2 separate regions of the Homo sapiens genome follow, and region 2 is linked to region 1. Evidence: chromatin contacts called from ENCODE Hi-C or POLR2A ChIA-PET data. All regions are on one chromosome and are shown on one strand. The core of a region is the stretch at or near the end of the contact, and the rest is flanking DNA. Distances in the headings are between cores, read along the strand shown.

Evidence for each region. A loop is a pair of places that touch in the nucleus more often than their neighbours do. ChIA-PET counts read pairs that join two places held with the same protein, here RNA polymerase II (POLR2A). Pooled maps may share reads with other maps.
Region 2: a loop to region 1 is called in a map of ascending aorta, with 2.5 times the contacts of the local background. The contact joins the enhancer-like site here to the promoter of CYREN in region 1. A Hi-C loop is called at or near these places in 4 of 168 maps with a recorded cell type or tissue (aorta, ascending aorta, chondrocyte and 1 more), 1 of 37 single-sample maps with no recorded cell type and 3 of 50 pooled maps. POLR2A ChIA-PET finds 5 or more read pairs at or near these places in 1 of 52 experiments (HepG2).

Annotation. Positions count from the first base shown.
Region 1 is chr7:135,168,251-135,174,892 of GRCh38, reverse strand. CYREN (cell cycle regulator of NHEJ) reads left to right here and starts at 4,186. Exons shown (of 4, transcript NM_024033.4): 1 at 4,186-4,241; 2 at 5,833-6,107. The coding sequence starts at 5,971. RefSeq lists enhancers at 3,446-3,665, 5,746-5,875 and a silencer at 4,046-4,655.
Region 2 is chr7:134,789,228-134,795,869 of GRCh38, reverse strand. All of the region lies in intron 1 of CALD1 (caldesmon 1), which reads right to left. All of the region lies in intron 1 of LOC124901750 (a long non-coding RNA gene), which reads left to right. Among named protein-coding and RNA genes, the nearest start is that of CALD1, 13 kb to the right of the region's middle. Within about 2 kb of position 2,654, at least 8 of the 41 ENCODE cell types and tissues checked have a DNase peak (open chromatin) inside an H3K27ac peak, as active enhancers do; they include ascending aorta, where a contact is called at or near this core.

The DNA of each region.
Region 1 (6,642 bases), core at 2,937-5,436:
TTAGGTTTTGTGTAAGAGTTAGCTTATCTGCTTCTTGTGACAGGGCCGTTGCTACCAGGGCCCTTGGACATGGGGGCCAGCCTTTGGAAACCCCATCTAGTTGTTTTGAGAGATAGGCCACTGGCCTTGGCCAGGGCCCTACAGTCTGGGTTAAAACTCTAACTGCCATTTTTTTTGTTTCTGACACATAGAGCGTAAAGAGTTTTGTCAGGTCAGGTAGCCTCAGGGCTGGGGCCGACATGAGTTTTTCTTTTTAACTCATGAAAAGCTCGTTGCTGTTGGTTGTAATAGATGTAGTTTATCTAATCTACATTTTTATTGACTGTCATCTACCAAAATATTGACTTAAATCCTGTAACTATTTGATTTCAAGCTTTAAATTGATCTGGGACTCCTTGCGGGGCTTCAATTGCATCTAAATAGATGTGAGAGTTGAAAGACCTATAAGGAGCTTTTCTCGCTTTATGATGTCTTCTTCTTATTATTATTTTTTCCTCTTGTTGATGAAATGTCAGGGTGAAAGGGATAGCCAAATGGACTAAAGCACAAGTGCCACTCTAGTTACTCGGCAGAGTCCCCAATAAAGGTCTACCACAATACCACCACACATCCGCTTTGGGATGAACAAGGGCTGACTGATTGATAAGCTCTTGAAAATTCTTAAGCTCACTGCATCCCTTCAGGTCTCCAAGGAATGCTAAGTCTCCTCCCTGCCATGAGAGACACGTAGTGAACTTAGTGTTGGGAGATGGAAGCTGGATGGCCCTCGGGGGCTGACCTGCAGGGACTTTGGGATATAGCAGAGAGAGCTTGGCATGACTTATTACTCCAGGCTATAGAATCCTGGAAAAGAGCTACCATGCAGCCCATGCCTGGCCGACTGGAGGACCACCTTAGTGGAAGGGGGACAATCAGGGCCTCTGGCCTGCCATGTGCACAAGCATGCTAATTGCTTTTGTTTAACCTGCAGATGGAATATTTGATCCATTTCAACCAGGCATTTGCATCTTGGTATGCTGTCTTAATTGCCAAAGTTTGTTTTAAGTCTTTAACTTTTATGATCCTCTAGTAAAATGAATGCTTCCTTTAGCACCAATTTTTATTAGTTTTTAGACAAAAGAAAGCTAAACACTATTTTATATTTACTAATGCTTCCTGTATGACTTTTATACCAGATAAGCTAAATTTTACCTTTATATTAGTGTGTTATTAATGTTAAACTTAATTTTAATAAAACCTTGTAGACATATTTATCCAATTTTTTATGTTTGACCATAAGGTAAGATTTTATAGACTCTTTTTAACCTTTTATAATTTTTGTTAAAGAGCAGGTTGATGCTTTAAGAAAAACCTCTTGCATTTTTACTTTAATGTCCAGTTCACAGAAAAACTGGATGATACCTTTTTAACCTTAGCTAATATGTTTACACACAGAATTTTTTTTATAATTAACGTTTTAAAGCTTGCTTAAACTTTTAAAACAATAATTTTTTTAACCTTTTAATGTAGGTAAAAATCCACGTTTATGCCCCTTTATAATTTTTTTTTTTACCAAAGGTATATTTTACTTTTCTTATACATCTTGCACATGAACTGGTTTTTTTTTTTTAAATAGTACTCAGGAGGCCTCATTACTTTTAAATTATACAATATTTTTTGCATAAAAATTTTTTTTTATAATTTTTTTCTCACGACTTTCCCAGACAATTTTTTAACATGTCTCAATTTTTTGACTGATTAACAAACTTTTTTTTCTTTAAACAACCAGTTAATTTATTTCAGGACAAGAATTTACCATATAACTTTTTTTTAATATAAATTCTGCCTCCCCCCTTTTCTTTCCTTTTTAAAAAAGCGAACTTTCTTTATGTCTTTGGACTAGACTGTCTAAGGCCACAAGATTAGAAGTTACCAAAATACATGTTACACTGTTAACTTTTAGCAAACTTCACTTTTGTTGAAAACCTTGTAAGTTTGAGATTTCAATTATCCTTTGCTATTAATAAGAACTTGTTTAGTCTAAACTCTTAGAATTGGTACAGATGGCCTCTTTTTCTCTTTTCTGGTCGTTCCTTGGCTCTGCCAGCCGCTTATGCTGCTGTTCTCTTAACTACTGTGGTGGGGGAAAGGGGGTCTAAAACCAGCTGTAACTGTCTATGTACAGAAACCGGTCTGGGTGCTTTGGCTTACAGGTTACCTTGTGCCATACCTTTGAAACAAGGGACCTGTCCAGGCTTCCTTCTGGTGGCCAACCTACCTCTAATGCTAGCCAGTCTATTTCACACAAAGTTCTAAGTTTTCCTGGTGTCATACTAACACCGTAATCTCCTTTAAATTCTCTCTTGAAAAAAAATTTTTTTAACATAGGTCCCAGTGGGGTGGGCTTACTTTGCACCTGACCCATGTTTTTTTTTTTTTTTTTCCAGACAAAATACCACGCTCACACCACACATACCACAAGACAAAGAACAGGTAAAGAGGGCACACACACTTTTACCGTTTATACCAAACCAAAATCACGAAATTCAAAATCCGAGTACCAAAAAATTCAAGCCAAGTCAAAACCAAAACCAAAGTATCCAGCAATTCAAGTCAAGTCAAAACCAGAACAAGAGTGCCCATGCAGGCATGCTGTGGGTGATCAGGCCACGTTTCCACTCAGATGGAGTGGGGCAAGTTCCAAAGACTAGTCTTACCAAGTCAAGCCAAGTCAAAACCAGAACAAAAGTGCCAATACAGGCACACCGTGGGTGATCAGGCCACGCTTCCACTCACGTGGAGTGGGGCAAGTTCCAAAGACTAGTCTTACCAAGTCAAGCCAAGTCAAAACCAGAACAAAGATGTCAATACAGGCACACCGTGGGTGATCAGGCCATGCTTCCACTCACATGGAGTGGGGCAAGTTCCAAAAACTAGTCTTGACAAGCTTCAGATGTCTGGACTTCAAGTGCCAGTTCCTTCCCGGTGTTCAGCCAGTGTTAATCCTTCTCGGGAGCCTGCTATGCGCTGCTCTGGCAAGGCATTCCACCGGGGCCATTTCCTACCCGGGAGCGCTCTTTGGATTGCGTCAGTCAGGCTGGCCGGAGTCCTCTGCAGGGACGCTCCACAGGGCTTGTCAGTCACCTCGCTTCCTGGTCAGGGAACCAAGGACTGTAGCAGGACAAGCCACAGACAAAACCTCTCAGACACGGAGCTGTAGAAGAAAGGGCTTTATTCAGCTGGGAGCATTGGCAAGCTACTGCCTTAAAATCCGAGCTCCCCGAGTGCACAATTTCTGTCGCTTTTAAGAGCTCACAACACTAAAATTTCACATGAAAGGGTCGTGATTGATTTGAGCAAGCAAGGGGTACGTGACAGGGGCTGCATGCACCGATGGTCAGGGAGAAACAGAACAGGGCAGGGAGTTTCACAATGTTCTTCTATAGAATGTCTGGAATCTATGAATAACATCGGTTTCTAAGTCATGAGTTGATTTTTAACTACTAGGTTTAGGCCAGGCAGGCCCAGGTCCAGTTTTGGGCCTGGCGCTGGGCTGCCTGTCTTTGATTTCACTTCCTTTTTTTTTTAAAAAAAAAAAAAAAAACAGGTACTGAGTATAAAACAATATGAGAGGGTCTCTCTCTTCCCTCGCTTTAACTTTCGGAGGGCTGAAATTCTTTCTAGCCTTGGTTAATACAGCAATTCATTCCATTCTAGCTATTGTTATTTCTCTTACTATAATTTTACTATTAGTACTTACGCTATTCTATTATTTTCTTAATTTTCCACTTAATTAGGATAACAAACCGAGGCCGGGCTCCCATCCTCCTCAAGCACACGAGGGGGGCCTGGCCCAGCAGGGAGCTTCGCCTGGTTTCTGAGGGAATTCCCGGCGGGCCTTTCCAAAACATGCCCGTTCCCTTCCGCTAACTTCAGGGGCCAAGAATTGAACTTTCACCCTCCTCAAGCCGGTGGCGCTGCCTCGCTGGCGTTCCCAGCGCGCAGCCAACCGGATGCCAGCCGGCGGCATTACCACTGCCAGCATGGGGCGCCCGCGGACCTCCGACTGAGGCAGCTGCCGGGAGCCGGAAGTGTCCCGGGCGCCGGGACTGCGAGGGGGCCGGGAGTTCCCCAAGACCGGAAGTGTCCCGAGGCCGGGAGCCCGCGGGACCCCGGAGCGCGCGGGGCCGGAAGAGGCGGGCGGCCAGTGGAGGTCCGCAGAGTTTGGGCGCCAGGCGAGACGGCAGGGCTTAAAGTTCCGGGTGAGGCGTGGGTCCCACAACCGCTTGGAATTTGCCTCCCGGCTCCGCTCTGGAAGCTAAGAAGGGGCACGAGAGCCGGAGACGGGAACCTGAGAGCAGGGAAGCCAGTAGCCGGCCGGAGGAGCGCGCGGCCGCTCCAGTCGGAAGGAGCCGTTGCAGCCCTGCCCGGCGTGTGGCGGGGTCAGCGAGGCCCCTGCGGTGCTTCGCCCGCGCCTTCCGCTCCGCACTCACCCGCCCTCTGGGCCTCCCACAGGTCGGCGCCGCCAGCGGCGGGTACCGGCCCGCAGAGGGAGGGCGGGCTGTGAACTGGCAGCACATCGCGTTCCCGCGGGGCCCCCATTCTGCCCAGGCAGGGAGCGGCTGGGATGGGACTGAGGTCGGTCCGCGAGCGCGGTGCCCCAGAGACCCGGCTTCTGGAAGTTGCCGCGGCCTGCTCTTGGGGCCCAGAAGTAGGGCGGGGAGGCGCGGGGTCTGGAGTCTGCAGGACCTGGCTGCGAATCCAACCAGCTGATTTCAAACTTTTCTGTGATCTTCTGCAAGTTAACTAAGTCTCAGTTCCTCGTTTGCGAAATGTACTTAATAGGCACCCCAGGGTGAACTAAATTTGTCCGCACAGACTGCAGCATTGCGCTTGGGAGGCGCCTTAGGGGGTAGGAGTCACTAATATCACTGAGTTTTGACAGAAATGAAGGTGCATTGGCAAAGGTGTGCCCCATGGCCGGGCAGGTTAGGAGGAGGGCCTGGTAATATTTTTTCTTAAATTGTAAACAGCCATCTGGATGAGCAATGCATTATCAAATTATGATTCAGAGAGGACTATCGCTGACTACTCTTTTTTTTGGGCAAACCTCCGCTTCAGGAGCTTCTGGCTTGATTCCTAAGTGGAAGGTAGAGACCTAGGCCCTCTGAGTCACAACTCCATCTCTCTGGGTGAGGACTGAGCTCCAGGACTGCTGAGTGGAGGCAGAACAATTGGGATAGGGAAAAGAGAGGCCAAACTAGATCAGAGGCTGGCGTGGGCTTCAGAATCTACAGACTGGCACAGTTAATGCCTCCGGGCCCCTATTGCTGCTTCAAGTTTGACCAATCAGAAGTATCTTTAGCTTAAGGGCGGCGTGTTGGCCAATGAGACTTTATTGTGAAATAAAATGCCCTCAGTTTCATTTAACTGAGCCACCATAGAAGAGTAGAGAAATCGAGTTGGCCAGATGAGGGAGAGGCCATTAAGAGGTATTTTAGGGATTGAATGGGCTGGGCACCCAGAGGACAGTGGCATTTGGGGTGGTAATGAGAAGGAACATTAGGGGCCTCCGCCTCCTTCCGTTCCTCCTGTGCTGAGTCAGTCAGCACAGAGGCTGCAGGAGGTATCTCTGGTTGGCTTTGGCTGCCTGTAGGGGGCACCAGCTTTGGGGAGGTCAGAGGGCTCTCTCCTGAGCTGCTGTCCTGCCCACAATCACACCTGCCTGATGCCTGTGAATGGCCGTCTGAGTCTCTTGGGCCTTGGTCACTTCTGGCCTGCCCTGCACCGACCAGTAACTGTGCCTGATGACTGGAGGTATGGGAATTCACCGGACTTTATTGTTCTTTGTAGGAATCAAAGATCAACTCCCACTGAGGACAAATGGACCTGTAATTCCGGGTGTGACGAGAGAACGAGATTTACCTTCCTGAATTAAAAAACAGGTCATTAAGCTTGGGCCCTGACTCTTCTTTGTGAGAAGGTACAGAGATGGAAACCTTACAATCCGAGACTAAAACGAGGGTCCTTCCCTCATGGCTGACAGCCCAGGTGGCTACAAAGAATGTGGCACCAATGAAGGCCCCCAAGAGGATGAGAATGGCAGCAGTGCCAGTGGCAGCAGCAAGGTGCGACAGCTCTGGTCAGAAGACTCCTGCGAATCTGGCAAGTGGAGCAGGGGCCTCCATGACCTGGGCCAGGTCTTCCAGCCTAGGCAGAACAGCAAGATGGGCGGGTGTTTCAGTCTGATCATCTCTTGAGCTTTTAGAAGGTGGAGGGGCTGTGGGCGGGAGGCAAAGCGGGTTAACCCTCGAGGACAGGCACCCACTTCTGCCTCTGCACTGGTGAGTGCCCTGCCCTCAGCACACACAGAGTGGGTTCTCCATGTCAGCCAGTCTCTGATGCCAGTTGTCCAGAATGCCAGTCTCTTCCTTTACAACAAACATGGTAACATCAGATGGGCAAGATCAGTGGAAGGGTCTGTTCTGAGTGGTGCCTGCCCCTGTGGACAGACCTTTAGGGATGGACAGATGAGCAGCAGCTGCAGGGCCAGCAAGAGCTAAGGAGCTGGGGAGTGAGTTAGTTGAATGACGGTAATTGCCGGGGGGGGGCGGGGGGGGGGTGGTGAGTCTCCAGGCTGCACTGTGAAGTGGGCGGGGCCCC
Region 2 (6,642 bases), core at 1,405-3,904, 380 kb after region 1:
AGGGAGCTCTCTGGATAGATATTTCCATTCCACCGTCGCATCTTCCCAGCAGAGTGTGGGTGAAGTATTTTTTGTTACCATCGATCTTCATAAAAAGATATATATAAGCAAGAGAGCTATAGGCCACCATGGATAAAGCACAAGGCTGCCCAATCATAATAGCACATTTCCAGCCATATCAATCTCAGTGGGAGAAGAAACAAAAACTGGAAGAATGTGAAGAATGAGGAGGAAGAGAAAGAAAGAAAAGGAGGAGGGGGAAGGAAGGGAAAGAGAGAGGAAGGAAGGAGAGAACTTGAACAAAACCTGTATTTCCGTTCATAAAATATCTATTTCACTGTTGTATTAGTCTGTTCTCACTCTGGTAATAATGACGTATCCAAGACTGGGTAATTTATAAAGGAAAGAGGTTTAATTGACTCACAGTTCCTGGGGAAGTGTCACAATCATGGTGGAAGGCAAATTAGGAACAAAATCATGTCTTACATGGCGGCAGGCAAGAGAACATGTGCAGGGGAACTCCCCTGTATAAAACCATCAGATCTCGTGAGAGTTATTCACTACCATGAGGACAGCATGGGAGAGACCCATCCCCATGATTCAATTACCTCCCACTGGATCCCTCCTACCACACGTGGGAATTATGGGGGCTCCAATTCAAGATAAGATTTGGGTGGGGACACAGTCTTCTTTCCTCATTCTTTAATTTTTAGAGTATTTGAAAAAAAAAGAGAAAGAAAATTGTGGTCAAAATTCCCAAATAAGTAAATAAATAAATAAAAAAGACGAGAGCAGCTCCTGACAGCTGACACAGTGCCATTCTGTCAAGTATTTCAGGTATCAGTGGACTGGCTTCCAGCGACTTACAAGAGGAAAATACTCTTCCTTTCTCATTTTCAAGTTGGGAAGGAGTTTCAGGCCTTCCTTGCACAACCTTAAGTCTAAGGAATATCTGGAAAATTGAAGTGATTTTTCAGAATAAACCATAAGTTGCAGATGACTGTGTCATGAGAACATTTAAAAAGAACTGAAAAAAATATTTATTCTATCTTGTTGCCTAAAAGTTTATTGTTACTTATGTTAGACTTATAGCAGGCTGGGCATGGTATAATCCTAGTACTTTGGGAGGCAGAGGCGGGCAGATCACTTGAGGTCAGGAGTTCAAGACCAGCCTGGCCAACATGGTGAAACCCCACTTCTACTAAAAATACAAAAATTAGCTGGGCGTGGTGGCACACACCTGTAATCCCAGCTACTTGGGAGGCTGAGGCAGGAGAATCACTTGAACCCGAGAAGTGGAGGTTGTAGTGAGCTGAGATTGCTCCACTGCACTCCAGCCCGGGCGACAGAGTGAGACTCTGTTTCAATTGACAACAACAACAAAAAACCTATGGCAGCCATTGCTAGGCCTTTGGTATACATTTCTTTAGAGGATAAGATGATCCAGATTACTGAAGTCATAACAAAGGCAATGCACAGTTAGCTCACCTGTCACTTTCTTTTTGTCTTTCGGGTCATATGCTTTCATCATTTTTCAACTCTAGTGTACATAGGTACACCTATAGGAAATGCATCCCGTGCGAGCCTAGACACATACACAGAACATGCCTCCGTAACAGTAACAGGCATGGCTGCTTGCGTGGTGTAGGGATTGTTCTAGTCTCTGGGTAGAGGTGCTGAAGGGGTGAACAGTCCACTCAGGGCTCATCTGAGACCCAAAGCAGCTTGTAACATTTGGTGGCTTATTTTGAAGTGTGTGTGTATGTGCTCAGCTGTGCCTTGATTTGTTTCAGAAATGCAGGGACTATGTCCTGCATGTATCATGGCAGACAGGCATGGCCTCTGTGAGCTGCAGTCCAGTCTGTACCCAAAAGAAGGAAATCAAGGGAGAAGAAGAATTGAAGTGGTGAGACAAGATAGAGAGCAGAGTAGAGTAAAGTGAAGGAATGAGGAGGAGATAAAAGAAGACAGAAATACAAGAACACATAAAGCTTCTTGGGGTTGAAATAAAAAAGAAGGACCAGAACATAAAAGGTTTAAAAAAAAAAAATGGTACATAAATGGAGGGAGTGGTTGATAGGTGAAGAGAGATTTGTGGAAAGCAGAAAACCACACCATGGATAGAATAAGCATCCACTCCACACTGGGACAGTCCCACTTCGGGACTGCATTTTAGGGAAATTATTAACTGCCCCTTCTTTCCCTCTTCAACGTGTCCCAGTTTGACGATAAATGGTATAGTCATCCTGTCTATAGACTACCCCTGGCCTAAGACAGAGAAGCCATGAGCAGGACCAAAGCTGGGAAATGGGCACCAAGAAGAGCTTTAGGAAAGGGACAAAAAAGGGACAAAAAGGCTAAAATAAAATACCTTAAAAATAGAACATGGAAAATGCAGACAAGACACAATGTATGGGCGCTTGAAACCAACTAGAGCAAAGACAGATAAAGTGAGGAGGACTGTTGAGAGAAAAAGTATAAAAATTTAAGGATAGATAGAGAGGAGAGAGAGGAAAATAAAGACAAGAGACAAATGATTCAGAGCGCAAATATGTGTAGGCTTCAAATATTTTTCCTTGTGTCTGGGGATTTGTGGTTGTGATCAGCATATATAAAAATGACGGAAAAGGGCCACCCTCTTTGGGCCCTGTGCAGGCATGCACAAGGTCCCTCTGTGGCTGCCTCCCTGGCCCGGCCAGCTGCCCTGAAGCTGCTCCCCTCTCAGCGCCTGCCTCCCTGGCTTGCAGGCTGCCCTGGCCAAGCCTTCCCACTGAGCCCCGTCCTTGGCTCCTAAAGGCCTCATACCAGATGGTCTGCCGCCGTGGTTTCATAGCTGTCCACAGATAGGCCACAGTATGTGAAGCTGTACTTCAGTGCGTCATTTCGAAAACCTCTTTTGACTTTTAATGGGATCAGAATTTCATATTGAGAAAGGCAGAAAGTAAATGTCAAAGGCAAATTCAAAAGGCCAAGGGATTTCTAGCAAAGCATTCCCTTAGACCCAGTGGAAAGATAGAATACCAGCAGCAGTAGGGTCTTTGGCACTTGAGCTTCAGAAAATGTGCCATATGGATTTCTACCACCATTGTGAGTTGGGACATACTATGGGTTGAATTGTATCTCCCCCGAGTATTCATATGTTGAAGCAGTCCTAACCCCTAAGACCTCAGAATGTGACCTTATTTGGAGATAGGGTCTTTACAGAGGTAATCAAGTTAAAATGAGGTCATTAAGTTGGCCCCTAATCCAATACAACTGGTGTCTTTATAAGAAGAGGAGGCTAGGCTCAGTGGCTCACTCCTGTAATCCCAGCACTTTGGGAGGCCAAGGCAGGCAGATCACCTGACAGCAGGAGTTCGAGACCAGCCTGCCCAACATGGCAAAACCTTGTCTCTACTAAAAATACAAAAAAATTAGCCTGGCATGGTGGCGAGCACCTGTAATCCCAGCTACTCGGGAGGCCAAGGCAGGAGAATTGCTTGAACCTGGGAGATGGAGGTTGCAGTGAGTCGAGATGGCACTACTGCTCTCCAGCCTGGGCAATAAGAGCGAAACTCCATCTCAAAAAAAAAAAAAAAAAAAAGAAGAGGAAATTTGGATGCAGATACACGTTCAGAAAGAATGCCTTGTGAACACAAAGATAACCATCTACAAGTGAAACAGAGAGGGCTGGAACAGAGACTTCCCTCACAGCCCTTGAAGGAACCAACCCTGCTGACACCTTGATCTTGGACTTCTAACCTCCATCCAGAAATAAATTTGTTTGTGCATTTTGTTGTGGCATCAGATATGGTTTGGCTGTGTCCCCACCCAAATCTCACCTTGAATTGTAATAATCCCATGTGTCAAGGGCAGGGCCAGGTGGAGATAACTGAATCACGGCGGCAGTTGCCCCCATACTATTCTCGTGGTAGTGAATAAGTCTCAGGAAATCTGATGGCTTTATAAATGGGAGTTCCCCTGCACAAGCTCTCTTGCCTGTCACCATGTAATTTGTGACTTTGCTCCTCATTCGCCTTCCGCCATGATTGTGAGGCCTCCCCAATCATGTGGAACTGTGAGTCCATTAAACCTCTTTCTTTATAAATTACCCAGTCTCGGGTATGCCTAATAAACTAGTACTCCAGATGCAATCTGGTCCAAGATGATAGTTAGGAGAAGATGACCAGACTATTTACAGGTTTTTTTGTTTTTTGTTTTTTGTTTTTCATTTCCCTGGGGACACTAAGTGATGCCTCTTCGGATTATCTGAAAATGTGGGCACTCTGTATGGCAAGATGGAACTGGCTGTCTTTAAGGAAATAGTTTCAACTGTTCATGCCTCTGTTTCTCCCTTCATAAAGTTGGTTACTGAGCCTGCATTCTAAAGTGCCTGTTGTGGCCGGGCATGGTCCCTGTAATCCCAGCACTTTGAGAGGCCAAAGTGGGCAGATCACTTGAGGTCAGGAGTTCGAGACCAGCCTGGCCAACATAGTGAAACCCCGTCTCTACTAAAAATACAAAAAATTAACTGGGCATGGTGGCGTGTGCCTATAATCCCAGCTACTCAGGAGGCTGAGGTGAAAGAATCGCTTGAACCCAGGAGGCAGAGGTTGCAGTGAGCCGAGATCGTGCCACTGCACTCCAGCCTGGGTGACAGAACAAAACTTCATCTCAAAAAACAAACAAACAAATAAAGTGCCCATTGTGTCTGAGTCTTAAGGCAAAGAGTGACCCCGTGAATATTCTTAGCTTTGGACAAGAAGGTCAAACTTAAATGTAAAGTCTTCTTAATAAGTAGTATTTCTGATTTTATTTCTTAATAAGTAGTATCTCACCTGGGAAGGTGAGTGGACACTAATTTCTTTTGTAAATCAATGGACAGAGAAATACAGTCCTTGACTTTCTACCTGACCCACACAGAAGCAGCTCTGTCTTGGCCTTTTGAATACCTTTTGGATATGTTGGCCTTTTGAATACCTGAACTGATCCTCTGCCTTTTCTTAAAATTTGACATAATCAAACACCAAAACAGCTTGAAGTATTTGTACGAGTAGTTGAATCCTTTAGTGCCTAATGTCAGGGAAAATCTCCCGTTGAGTCAGGGAGAAGGATGGAAACTGCTTGTTAAACTATCTCTGGTACCAGGAAAAGAAAACACAAAACTACTTCTCTGGCTTTCTTTCTTTCTTTTTTTAATTTAATTTAACTGCTCTAGGTCTAGATCCTCATCTTGTCTAACTCTAACTTGAGCAACCTCTCCAGTCAATAGTGAAAGCAATGGTGTTTAGCTCTGTTTCCTTATATGGCAGGGAATGACAATGTGCTTGTCTAGTTGAACTGCAGTATGGCTCCCTGACAAATTATAATGACTGGTTACGGAAACCTCCTGCTCTGGTTTCCATCGCTTTCTTGGGGGAAGACACAGAGCAGATAGCTGTAGAGAATTGGAGAGGGTTGGAGTTAGGGAGGAGCTTTGAACAGCTCTGGCATTTTCCAGCAGTGTGACTTTGGGCAAGTTATTTGATTTACTTTACTGCTCTGAGAGAGCAGTCCTCAACCAGAACAGTGCCTGTCACATAGCTAGTATGCCAGCAAGGTAGCTGAATGAGCTAGCTTATCTTCTCAACCATCCTTAACCTGTGAGGACTTCAGATAACTATCAATCCATTGCTCTTCAGTCTCTCTCCCAAGTTCAGTACTTTTTCTCCAGATAAATTCCAATTTCCTTCTCCCCTCCCTCCTCTTCCCCCTTTTCCCTTCCTCCCTCTCTGTCCTCTCCTTTCTCTCTCTCTCTCTCTCTCTCTCCTTATTTCTTTTTCTCTTTTCCTCTCCCTCCCTCTTTTCTTACTCCCTCTCATTCCAGGTCTAAAACACTGAAAACCTGCAAAACAACCCAATCTCAGGAATAATACAACTCTTTAGCTATACTAGATAAAATGATTTAAAATGTTAAAGGCAGCATAGATTTGTTGATAAGGGCAAGCAGGTAAACCTTCTGGTTGGAAAGGACAGTGGAAGTTGTCTGCTTCTGTAGAGCAGCGAGGTTCGTGCTTCAGAGACAGAAATATCTATTTAGAAAGTCTGTAAGCTGATCTGAAATAGGACTTCCTAGAACTTGTATCTATTGGTCCTAGTCTTACCTCCTGGAGACCCCAAATGTAGAAGCAGTGAGCCCTTTTTAATCTGTCTACAGGATGGCCTAGAGGAGGCAACAGGGGACAGTGTGTGGCTAAGCCCCACGCTAACAGGTAGCCTCCACAGGAAATCACAGCCAATAGCTGACCATTTGTAATTGAGTGTCTATCATGTACGTGCAAAGCAGTTTCAAGATATTACTTCTAGTAGTTGTGACAACTACAAAGTGGAGGAGAAATCATCCCCATTTTGTAAGTGAAAAAAGTGGTAAATTTGAGATTCAAACTCAAGTTCTCCTGACTCCAAAGTTTGTTCTCAAATAGATCTCAATTCTTTCTAGAGCCACATACAAAAGAGGAGTCTCAGTGACGTGGAGTAACTAGCAAGAGGCAGCATAGCACAGTGGTAAAGAAGGTGGGCAGTGCCTCCAGATTATCCCGGGTTTAGATCCTGACCCAGCTACTTACTAGCTGTGGGACCTTAGCTATATTACTTAATCTAATCGTAACTCAGTTTCTTCATCTG